3 separate regions of the Mus musculus genome follow, and all the other regions are linked to region 3. The links are chromatin loops, found by intact Hi-C in ENCODE. Cell type or tissue: left cerebral cortex. All regions are shown on one strand. Each heading gives the region's core, and the rest is flanking DNA. Links, peaks and the distances in the headings are about the cores only.

Evidence for each region. A loop is a pair of places that touch in the nucleus more often than their neighbours do. Peaks named below come from ENCODE experiments on the same cell type or tissue, not always from the same donor. Only the 100,000 strongest peaks of a DNase experiment are listed, where the experiment ranks them.
Region 1: it touches region 3 in a loop (5-fold over the local background); 14 of 42 quality-filtered maps call a loop at or near these places.
Region 2: a loop joins it to region 3, with 3 times the contacts of the local background. A loop is called at or near these places in 4 of 42 quality-filtered maps.

The regions. Positions count from the first base shown.
Region 1 is chr5:67,754,446-67,758,559 of GRCm38, forward strand. Atp8a1 (ATPase, aminophospholipid transporter (APLT), class I, type 8A, member 1) reads right to left here. Exons shown (of 37, transcript NM_001038999.2): 15 at 2,205-2,249. Among named protein-coding and RNA genes, the nearest start is that of Gm46914, 54 kb to the left of the region's middle. In left cerebral cortex, for the core only: CTCF peaks have their summits at 1,866 (motif pointing right) and 2,808; a DNase peak (open chromatin) is centred at 1,907.
Region 2 is chr5:67,943,813-67,947,926 of GRCm38, forward strand. Gm5108 (predicted gene 5108) reads left to right here. Exons shown (of 4, transcript NM_001256184.1): 2 at 780-857. Among named protein-coding and RNA genes, the nearest start is that of 4930425K10Rik, 2.8 kb to the left of the region's middle. In left cerebral cortex, for the core only: no CTCF peak of the experiment used is centred there; a DNase peak (open chromatin) is centred at 1,879.
Region 3 is chr5:67,844,106-67,848,219 of GRCm38, forward strand. It overlaps Atp8a1 (ATPase, aminophospholipid transporter (APLT), class I, type 8A, member 1), which reads right to left and starts at 3,326. Exons shown (of 37, transcript NM_001038999.2): 1 at 3,057-3,326. The coding sequence starts at 3,105. In left cerebral cortex, for the core only: a CTCF peak has its summit at 2,414; DNase peaks (open chromatin) are centred at 1,415, 2,017 and 2,636; H3K4me3 peaks cover 2,500 bases; H3K27ac peaks cover 1,934 bases.

The DNA.
Region 1 (4,114 bases), core at 845-3,344, 90 kb before region 3:
ATGAGCTTCTGAGTTAGGGTTCCTCAACTCAGTCAAACGGTAGATGTTCAATTTGCCTCTCCTTAACAACCTCAGCAATTCAACTGAAATAAAATCAGTTAGGGCTTGAAATGCAAAGCTATCCCGTGCTCCAAAAGAAACACAAGTCTTTCAAGTCTACAGACGTGTGACGGCACTAACACACCTTTCATAATCAGGCTAAGCCAGGATTACCTCTGGCTCTCACCCATGTCCGCTGGTTGTGTTCTTGGGGAGACTACTTACAGGCTTCTCTCTATAAAACCTATCAACTTGAAAATGATCATGTCAGATAGATGGTGCAGACTGAGAATTATAGTGCCACCAGCACTAGCCTTCTAGTTAGGGCTTAGTTAATTGTCAATGTTTCCTACTGATTTAACGGCTAATGGTGGTCATAGTCTTCCAATAAGTCTACTCAGGTAGTTAGTAACTTGTGTGAAGGACAGGTCAGGGTCTAAACATTGATGGTCAGAGTCCAAAGCTCACATGCATGGCCACTCCACATAACCCTACACAGAACCTCAAAAAAAAAAAAAAAAAAAAAAAAAACCCTGCATCTTTACCTTTGCAAACCTACAAGTGTAGACAGAGACCCCCCCCCCCCCCCAAGTATACAAATAAACAAAGTGCCTTTTCCATAAAATGATACTCGTCTTTCCTGGTGCACTTTTAGACTCAATGGCAGAGTGAAAATACATAATTCATGAAAAAGTTGTTATATTTCATTTGAACTTAGATTCCCCCCCAAAAGATACTTTAATGAAAAAAAAAAAACTTATGAGCAAGATAAATGACATAACCCCTTTTCCAACAGTGGTTAGTGGCATGAAACAACCCCTGCTCAAAGTCTAATGTTTTAAATGATCTGGGAAAATAATATAAGACTTTGGAGAAAACCACAGCGAGACTAAGAAAAAGGAGTCATGTCTCTTAAGAGAGATATGTGTATCAATTCTACAGTACTTAATGGTATTAAAATGGGTCAAACTGTCCTATAGACAAGCAGCATATAAAGATGCATAGGTGTTAAAAAAAAAAAAAGGAGGCAGGGTTTATTTAGATAACATCTGACCTGGGTCAAAGAGTATCCACAGTAAAAGCTTTAACTACAGGGTCGCGGGACCAGATAAGTAGGAATGTAGGCAAGGCTAAGGCAAGCAATGATAAAATGCTCGTCTGAGTGGTATGAAGAGCCAAATGACTGTGATAGGTGTCAGAATGTGTAGGACTCCTTGTAATGAGCACTGTTGGTGGCACCGGTCACAGGAGTCAAACAGCTGCCTCTGTAATCCTGGGTGCTATGAGGCTTACTGAAAACTCATATCAAATCCCCACTTTACTGAAATAAATCCCAAGAAGGCTGAAAACTTATTCTGTAACTGGAGTTCAATGGATCGTGGAAATATAACTTAATCATAAAGCCTATGAGGTCCAGATAAATAGAAGTCTTTTTTTCAAAATCACTAGCTTTAAAGAAACTATAATTGTTCAAATTTTATTTGCCACAAGATCATGACAAATCATACAAGTAACAAAATACACTAAATTCCCCTAGATAAAAATGCAAATACATGGCTGAAAGAATTTTAATGTAAAACAAAACAAAAGCAAAAAGCTTCCCATAGGAGTGAAATTAAATTTATACTATGCTATTTTTAATAAATCTATGATGAATGTACATTTACTGATAGGTTGCAGGAAGTCTAGTTCTAGAACACTTTGGCCTTACATTTAAAGGTCTTCATTTTATAGCCTCTGAAGAGACATAGAAATAATGAACAATGTTAAAAGGAAACTTGTACCACTTGGGCCTGTAGCTGCATTATCTGGTCCATGGGCGCGTTATCCGCACAGTGGCAGAAGGGGGCAGTGCTGAGCTAAAAAAAAAACCATAAGCAAGCTTTAATTGCTGCAGCAGCAGATTTTCCTGCCCAGGCACTTTGGAATCGATCCCTACCGCCTTATAGATAAATAATATAAGACTCCAGCAACCTTTAAAGCTTTAGAATATGTTTACAAGGGCTTTCGATAGAAAAATCAAGGATACTCTGAGTTTAATACCCAGTACAGAGCATCATCACCCAACACCTGTGAAGATGGCTCCCAGAGACCAGAAAAGCCTGTTTACAAAGCAATACATCAGAAGCTTTCAAAGAGAGCAGTGGAAGTACCACGTAGCTTACCATTCATCGGGCGAGCACCCATAATCCTCAGGTTCAGGGACATGGCTTCAGGAGGAGGGACAGAAAGAGAGGGAAAAATAATCACAGAAAGGCTGGAAACATAAAACCATGGAGAAGGAGAGCTGAGAGGCGGGTTTCTAGAAAGTTAAGAAGATGAACATTTAGTTGGATCTGGGAGAATGGCAGTTAGTACAGGGAGGAGAACATGAGGATTTATGGTAACCAAGTGGATTTACAAAGGTACCCTGTACCCCAGAATTGAACGGTGCATAGAGGTCAAAATTTAGTATTGAATATGTTTAAATTTAGCTGTTGAAACATATGCTATAGAGCCAGTAGGAAGTGCATTATTTATATTTATAACCATAACAATGTGTTTCAATGATACATACATGCTAGTCATGTCGGGCACAGTTAAAAAATGGGCACGTCACACATTAAAAAAAATCTGTTGTATAATTTTCAGGAAGCTTTGACTGGCTTGACACAATAACTTCCTAAGAGGGTAATGGGAGTAAAAGTTAACTGTATTTGTTTAATTAAATGGAGCCACTGATATTTAAAATGGTCCACCCATCAAATACTTTTTAATCTTTTTTAAAAAAGATTTATTTTATTATTATACGTAAGTACACTGTAGTTGTCTTCAGACGCACCAGAAGAGGGCATCAGATCTCATTACGGGTGGTTGTGAGCCACCATGTGGTTGCTGGGATTTGAACTCAGGACCTTTGGAAGAGCAGTCAGTGCTCTTACCCACTGAGCCATCTCAACAGCCCACTTTTTAATCTTTAAAAAAAAAGTCTTCTATCCATACTTTAATTTTATCCACTAGCTCATGGAAACATAGGGAAGGACCCCTTGGCATAGTTCATACGACACCTAACATACATATCAGCATAGATTCTCTTATTTCCTTTTTCTTTCATTACATATGATAATTCAGTACTTTCACTTTCATTTAGACGATTATATGAAGGAAGAGTGTAAAATGCTGAGATCGTTTTTTTTTTTGATAAGTATAATAAGCAGCTCATAAATAAATAAATAAATAAATAAATAAATAAGAAGTCATTAACATCCCAAATGACTGCCTGCTCTTTTAACCTTGTCACGGCACAGTAAGTTTTCCCTAGGGATAAACAGCAGTCACAGCAAAAGGGACCCCCAAAGCTCACGACTCCTCCCTGCCAAAGGCTTGTGTTTACTGTTTTAAGAGGAAGGACTCACCCTGACCATCTCAGGCTAGATTCCTACGAAAGGGGCTAGCCTGTGGCAATGCACTGTGGAAATGGGCTGCAGCCCCCCAGGGACTATCATTTATGATTACCCTCAAGGTTTGGGCCCCAGCTCCTGGACTGCACAGAATGGCAGTCAGTAATGTCTCTGGAAGAGCTAGTAACTGTCCAAGCAATGAACACTGCGAGAAGGCCCTGCCAGCTTGCACTGGTACTGGGTCCCTGCTCACTGTTTCACACCAGCACTGGACCTAATGCTTCCAAAATCCTGAGGCTTAACAGCCACGGAACACAAGGGCCACAGTGCCTTCCCTGGAGTCTGGTGCAGCCCTGGCAGAAGCGAAGTACCACCATTCGTTCAGAGGGTGGTGGGCAGCAGGTGACTTGTTTCCATGAGTTTCTATGACTGCAGCTTGGCAGCTCTTGTGTTGGCCAGCTATCTGGCTACTGGCCCAAGGGCAAGGCATGCCAGTGTGGTCATAGCTGTCTGGGGAGTTCATTTAAACTCCTTCTCAGATCTGGGCTCGAGGATCACTCTGTCAGGAACCGTCCCTTGACCTTAGTCTTTAGATAACTTCACACCATCTGAGGCTCACACTGATTCTTGCCTCGTATTAGGACTACTGTTGTATTATAATTAATTAATATCTATTAACCCCAGTTAGACTGTGA
Region 2 (4,114 bases), core at 845-3,344, 100 kb after region 3:
CAACAACAACAACAACAACAACAACAACAACAAATCTCTCTTCTTCTCTGTCTCTGTTCTCTGTATCTTTTGTGTGACTGTCACCTCTTCTCCTAGTATCCATTTATATTATCCATTATTTTGCTATGCTTAAATGGGTCTTTGATTTCTGAAATCAGATTGGATCTAGCCAATGGCCATTACCGTTCTTTGGTTAGAGAGCAGGGGAAGAAGGAGACCATGATATTTATTTCTCCATTATCCTTTCTCAGTTAGAGAGTGAGGAGCCATGTTCCTACATGAAAAGACATAAGAGTTACATTGAGAAGTTGGCTGCTATAGTTATATCTCTCTGAGTCCTAGTAGCCATTTCCTTCCTCATCAGGCCACTGGCTGCTGATCTCAAGAGATCTTTTCCCACCTTTGGTCTTGTATTGTTAATTATTTTATTTTTGATTCTTGAGACAGTATTTTATTATGTAGCCTGAGCTGACTTCAAACCCATGACCGTCTTCCTCTTGAGGGCTGGGGCTACACATGTGAGTCATCATATCCATTTTCTTTCCCTTAACTCTGTCTATAATTTTGTAAACAGATTGTTCATCATCTAATATCAGTTATGTTTTTTTTGGAGTTTGCTCTTATTTGCACAGACCTTGCTGATTGCTTTTTTTTTTTTTTGCAAATATACTTTTCAGCAACTACCCTGTTAAAAATGTTTAGAACTTGGGAATAAGGCTAGAGGTAAATGAAATGCTTCCTTATGGTTATATGGGTTATTGTATTGCTTGCTTACACAGGCTTGTGAGAGGAGATGTACTTTGCTCAGCCCACAATTAATTATTGAAGTCCAAGGCCTAGTGAAGTTGTATGGTAATGTAAGCATTTTTTTTTTGCACTTCAGTGATAAATAGCTTTCACAAAGAATTTTTTTCCACAGAAAAGTAAATCTGTTGGTTTGAGTTTTGCTTTCCAGTGTATTAATTGTGTACTAAGATATCAAGCTTATCCTCATATTCACTTATTAAATTACTGTAACAAAATTAGCTATTATGAAAAATTTCTGCCTCATTAATTAATTAAATAATATCTTTTTGATGTATGTTCATTTAACTTCTCATTGAAAATTATGCTTGACGTTTTAAAACATTAGCTTCCTGAATCCATCACCATGGTTTTAGTGCTTCATTATCTAACTGGTATCTTTTCAGGCATAAACATCTCTTTTGTTTTCATTTATATCTTAAACTTTCAGAAAGAGTAGCCTATGTGTAGACACACTATGTGCATTTCCAACTGACATCTTTTTTTCCTCCTTATGAATAAGGTCTCCTATATTTAGTTTAATAAAAACCTTAAGTCCTGAAACCATTTTTCCTTAGCCTCAGCATTTGCCTCTACTGATTCTTTTCTTTCTTATTTCTTTCGATTCTTTTCTCATATGTTACATTCAGACTGCAGTTTCCTCCTTCCCTTTCCTCTAGTGTCTCCCCATCCTCTCCCTCCCTCAGATCCACCCCCTCTACCCTCCCAGGGACATCAACCAAACACAGCATAACAAGCTAGAATGAGACCAGGCACATAGCATTATATCAAGCTGGACAAGACAAACCAGTAAGAGGAAAAGGGACCCATGAGCAAGCAAAGGAGTCCGTGACAGACCCTGCTCCAGCATTCCAAGCTACACACACACACACACACACACACACACACACACACACACACACAGGACCTACGTCAGACCCCTATAGACTCCCTCATCTCTGCAAGCTCCCATGACTCACAATGCTCTTTTTCTCTTAGTTTTCAGTCTCCTGCATTCTTGATTTTCTTCCTGTGACTGTACATTTTTTGACAATATTCTTGGCTTTCTTCTATGACTATAAATTTCTTGGCTGTCTTTAAGAATGCTAGAATGAACATGGTTCTCTTCTGAGCCTTTTCTCCCTTTCTTGCTCTTCAAATAGGTTTGCATTCTCTCGCACGACTTCAGTTACTGTCTAGTTTTGTGGAACAAACTCAGTCCTACCTCCAAAGCACCAGAGATGTAAAGCCAACTGCTGTTGAATGTCTCCAACGTTCTACCACATTTTGGACACCAGGCAGCCATGGAAGAACCAAGCTCTTTAGCACTGTGCAAACATTTTTTTCCTTTTCTTTCCAGGTTAGTTAGCACCACTGCTACTCAGTTGCTCAAGGCAGAGCCTGTTTTGTTTTTTGTTTTTTGTTTTTTTTTTTTTCTTGCATTCCACTGCACCTCTTAATTCATTTGAACTCTGTAACTTTAGCAGTTCTAACTCCGGTGCATCTCACACCAACTCTGGTCTCTATCTGAACTCCTACGTTTTGGGTTGTACCATAGTTAGGTTGCCTCCTCATTAGCCCTCTTGTTTTTATCTGACACACTCACCTACTTTTCTAAAATGAAATTTAGTTATCTCCACTTAAACTTATTAATTCCTCTGATTTTTCTTGGCATAAGTCCAAAATCCATAGCATTATAGATGAAATCTCTTTATCTATGAACATTGCCTTCATCTCCAGCTGCGTTTCGTGCTAATTAATTCACCACTACTCTTTCCTCCCATGATAGAACGTGAGGATAGCGAGGATGTTAGATCCTCTTCCTGGAATTCTAACTGTTGGTCTCAGGAATAGACTTATGAAACGTTCCCTATGTGTAAGACTATCCACCAAAGAGTAAGATGTGGTAAAAATTATTTAGAATTACTTGATAATTTGAACTTTCATAGTAGTAGTTCCTGTGGGGTGAGGGAGTCTTTTGCAGGCTTCTTAGTGGCCTGTATGCCTTGCTGGCCATACCAATATTGCAAGAATTGGACTGCTTTTCATTGGACCACTTTGTATATGTGTGCATGAGTGTGTGCACATATATGTATATGAGAATGTCTGTGAATATGGGTGTAGACAGCAAAGGATAACTTATTGTGATATTTCTTATGGTCTATCACCTTTGTTTTTTTAGACAGTTTTCATCATAGTTGGGGTTGACTGATTAGGCTAAACTGGCTCACTAGTGAGCCCAAGCTTCTTGAGTTCTGGCACTACAAGCCCATGATACAATGCATATTGCCGATAGAACTTAGGTCCTTAAGTGAACACACAGAGCACATTACTGACTACATCATCTCCCCAGTCCTTGGGACCATTGGCCTTGTTTATTGTGATTATTTCTGCAATTGATGTTAGACTATCTCTTCTTAGCCCAGACAAATAAATAACAAGCTTTCTTTCTCTTCTATATAAAAGAAGATTGTCTTCACTATGTGTGCCCAAGCTGGGATGCAAATCCTCTACATGAGCAGCACCTATCTGAACCCTTCCATGTCTCCCCTACAGAGGATCTGCTGTAAATTTTCTGCTGCTTCTGCTGCTTCCTGTACCTTGAGTCTTAAACCTATTGTTTCTGGCTCAGGAGGTTTCTCTTTGGCTCACATCCAGGGACAGACAACAGGGGAATTTATTAGCTTGTAACTCAAATGAAGACCTTACAGTTTTATGTTTCTAAAGTACATTTTATGCTTCCAAAGAACTGTAAGAAATGTTGATAAAATACCACTTTCTCCTGGACAGGAAATTAAAATAATGGTGTCTGGCAGCATAACTTTGAAGTTCACTTTGGTGGAATCCACAACAGGGATAGGCCAGCATCCAGTGCTGACATTTTCTTCTTCATAAATCTTCATTAGAGTCAGGTTAGGGATGCGAAGTCATTCTACCATCAGGTGTCTCCAAGGCTCACTGAGTAATTTATTTATTTTCTTTACTCACAAATACATTAACACATTTGCTACATTGCTACAAACACAGAAGCCTATATGGACAATCACCACATGATCAGAGGGTATTTATCTGAGTGATACAGCCCGATCTTACCTATTTTTTCACTAACCCACTTTGCAAACAATAAGTACTCAGTGATTTCCAAGTCCTATCCTATCGTGGGTAGAAAGTAAAAGCAAGATGCTTGAACCTTTATGTAACATATAGAGACACACGAGAACATTTAAAATAAAATGTCATAATAATTTTAAGAAAATTAGAGTATAAACAAAGTGCCCATTGTATGTAACTGGCCATACCAGCTACACTTAAATACTACAATTTTACTATC
Region 3 (4,114 bases), core at 896-3,395:
CAAGGATTTGGCTCCACAGTGGCTGTGGAGGCTGGCAGTGACTGTATATCAGTAGCATGCTTCAGTGAGGAATTAGATTAGGCAAAATCTAAGACCTTTTCCAAATACTCATCAGCTGTGTATCCGAGTGACTCACTTGGCATTGACAGTGCTCTGATCCAGCAGGACTCCACCTGTCCAAACCTACCCCCTCCTCCTTCCGGGGTTTCCCTCAGCCCGTAGCCACATTCCTGAAGTCTCATGTAAGCCTTGCTCATTTTTAACCATTTCCTTCAAGCCATTATGATTACCTTCACCACTTTCCAGCTCTGAAACAGATGGCAATGTCCTTGAAGAGCCTGCTATCTGCAGCTAGCAGCATGACCTTTGAACCTGTCCTAAGTGTGACTGTTCTAGCACCTGGACCTCCTTAATCAGGATCCACATTTAACACGATCCCCTTCTGATCCTCCACACCTGAAGCTGGCACTACAAGTGGGCTCTGCAGTCAGTCCTACCTACTCACTGGCTCATTATTAAGCAAAGACCGAAGTCCTACACTTCCATAGCATGTGTGCCACCCACAGCAAGTCCTGTGTTCAGTTAACAACCTACCCACTAAGAGGATCTGCTGCCCACTTTATTTAAGCCTTTTCTTTACACCTTGGCTGTAAACAACTTTCAAGTGCACAGTAGCTGTGCGTCGGGCCAATCTAGACTGGGGGAACAGAAATCCACACAAGTCGCTTCAAATGAGGAGGAATGCCTTAACCCTGCATAGACTTCTGAATAGCAAACTAGGGCAGGGGGCCTAAGGTCAGGCCTCCATACTAGATCTCTTCCACTGAGGCTCTTTACCCAGTTCCTGCTGCCTAATTTGGTATTACTTTCAGGGCATACTACAGTCATCCATTTTCTCTCCTACTAGCCCCCTTCAATTCTGCCCCCTTTGGCTTCGATTTTCATTCTTCCTCTAACTTTAAGTTCCCCAGTAGTGATATAGTAGCATGGGAAATTATTTATTTATTTATTTATTTATTTTACAAATCCCCAAGGTTACAAACTTGTGACTCGATTGGGGTTGGCTGCCTTTGTGTCAGGCGCCCATCCTGTTCTAATGGAGGCCAGGGTGAGTGCAGTTTAGAATAAGGCCTTATCTAGCAAGAAAGAGCTGTCAAAGGAGATTGTTCCCTCTGAGAGGAACCTGTGGAAGGCCAATCAACAGGCCACGCCCCTCCTCCTCCCTCCCAGCCCCCAGTCCCAGAGATATTATCTGCTGGCTCATATTAAAGTGAAATCAACCAATCCGGAAGAAGGGTCATTCCGGAGGCGGAGGCAGCAGGAGGACCCTGACACCGATGGATACTCAGGGCTGCACAGACTCAGCAGCAGGAGCGCTTGTTTTCTTTCTGAGCCCCTGATACAGTATATCACTGAACTAGCTGTTTCCCTTTGATCAACTCATTGAGCCATTCTGAGCCAGGTCTCCTCAGCCATCCTCCTCCACTTTCAACAGCCTCCAGAAGTGGTGCAAGAGCCCCATAAGGCAATTGTTGTGAAAGCGCTCTGAACACAGGAGGTGCCTACCGCTGCCTCTCCATGCTACTGTATATTCTGTCAAAGTGACAGCAGCTTTACCTTGCCTTTAGATTTCTTTCTCTTCCCTCCCTCCCCCTTAATATATGACCTGCTGGTTGCTAGTATTTAAAAACATCAACTGGCGTGATAAATAATATTTTAACACCAGTTATCCTAACTTTGTTGCTTCTATCATTCAGACTGTGGTTAGTGCATTCATTCATTTTCCTCGAAATTGAAAAAAAAATACGCTTATATACTAAATTCTTAAGATGCAGGTCAGTTTTGATTCCCTTGTCTCTTGCCTACATATTAGAGCCCGGAATTCCTATTTTTCACATGAGGTCCTTACAGCTCTTACTACTCCCGCCCCCAGAAATCCTATTCTCCTTGCTTCTACTCCACCTCCACCACCCCGTTATCATCTATCTCACGGTCAAGATGGGGGCAGGGATGAGAATCAGTGACGGTAACAAGATAGATTATTTCTCAAAATAGTGCCATTCCACAACGTTGAAGGGCAGAGTTACTGGAATGGAAAAACAGACAAACAAAAGAAAGAAAATAAAAGTATACCGTTTCCTTTTTGTCCTAGTAAAACCAAGAGGTGTTTATTGAAAGCCTGCCACACGCCAGACAGGAGGAGAAGGGCTCCTCAATCAGGGTGCACAGCACCATCTCAGTCTTTGCCAAAGCGTCCTAGCCCATAACCTAGGGCATCTGTTGCACACTTCCTACAAGTGGAACCACTCAACAGCTGGCCCTGGGTGGAGCAACAAAAGCAGCATGCACCTTACTCAAGTCAGTTCAGTCGGCCGAAGTGCAGGCTTCAAGCAAAAATGAAAAACAAAAATGAAACCTCAAACTAGAGCCCGGTGAGCCACAGGGGGCAGAAGTGCAGAGACTGGAACGCAGCCTGGTATCCACTGAGCACCCAAACCCAATTAAGGCTCTTCCAGCCTAGAGATGCTGGGAACAGTGGATCAAAGAATCTGCGACGCCTGGGAATGGCAAACCCGCTCTTCGGGAAGCTGTGATGTGGGGGCAACACAATGGTGGGCGCTGGAGATAGTAGGTTGGAGGGATCTATTCATGGGCACGGGTAAACTCACTGGGAACAGGCAGATTGCAAAGATTGTGCGCTGTTGGCGAAGGAGGAGAGCCGGGCGAGTGCTCTGGGAGACAAGGACTGAACAGTCGCGTTGCGGTGTAAAGGAAACCTTGGGGCTCCCGCCAGCGCATAAATTCCGAGGTTTTGGATCCTGGAAAGCATTTGCTAGTGCGCTGAAGGCAGAGCTGGCGGAAGGGTTCACTGGCGATCAGGGGCGACAACCAGACTACTGGGAAAAGGAGGAGGGGGTGTAGATGGGATGAGGTGTCTCTTCCCGGCCACACACACACACACACACACACACACACACTCACGTCAGACCCCAGGCTGCTAGCACCTGCCCCCACGCACTCTGGGCGCACAGCCTCCTGCTGCGGCGGTCACTCACCTTCCGCGCGCGAGCGGATCTCCGACACTGTCCTCCGCATGGTCGGCATCTCGACAGCCCCTGCAGGTGGGTCTCGGGCGGGGACCCTGCACCTGTCACGGCGCCGCGCGGGCGGGAGAGCTGGCTGCGCCGCGCAGAGGGCTCAGCTGCCGCGGGGCCGCGCCTCCCACCCAGGGCAGCGTCGCCGCCAGGAGCCGCCTGGGCACTGGACGGGAGGGGGAAGGCGGCGAAGGAGCTGCGTCCGCAGAGCCGCCTAGGTCTCCCCGCAGTGGCAGAGGAGCGGGCTCGAGGGGCGGAGCCGGGGACGGCGCCGGGGGCGGGGTCTGCGGGGCGCGCGCTCACTCGCTGGCCTCCTGGAGTGGGGCGGGGACAGGGCCGCCGAGCCTCCAGGTCCCGCCCAGTTCGGACCGTACCATCCGCGGGGAGGGGACTTCGATCTAGCATTCTCGGCTTCTCGGCCCACCTCGGCCCTCCTTGAGGCCAGTACAAGTGTCCCAAGCCTTAATAAAAGAGGAAGAGCTTCTTTAGCTCTGAAAGCTCTGGCATCCCCTACAGCCACCTTCTGGCTCTACAATGCGATAGAACCGACCGTCCTCAGCGCCAGGGTGTTGGGTTCGGTGTGGGCAGCTTGAGTCTAAGCCTCTGAGACTCTGTGGGTGACGTCTCTGCTGATGTGGGGGGACCCTGCATTCGCCCTCTGAGTGGAATCCTAGCCTATCTCAACACCCAGCCTGACTCCTGGCCTGAGATGAACGTGAACCCTCTGTAGTAGCAGGCTGTGAGACCTGAAGCCACTGGAACGGTTCCTCTTGTCGTTTTAAGGCTTCCAGCCACACAACCTGCGTGGGTGTGTGAGCCCGTACTTCCCACCAGTTCGTCCTCTGCAACCTGTTAAGGCTCTGAAACTGCAACCAAACCAACTGTTGACCACGTGGTTAACCAAGCAAAAATTATGCTGTTTGTGGTTTCTGCTCCAGAAAGTTCGATGCAGTAGTTTATCCTCAAAGCCTAGTGGGGCGTCGGTATAAAATCCATAAAGATGTTAATTACAAGTCGTT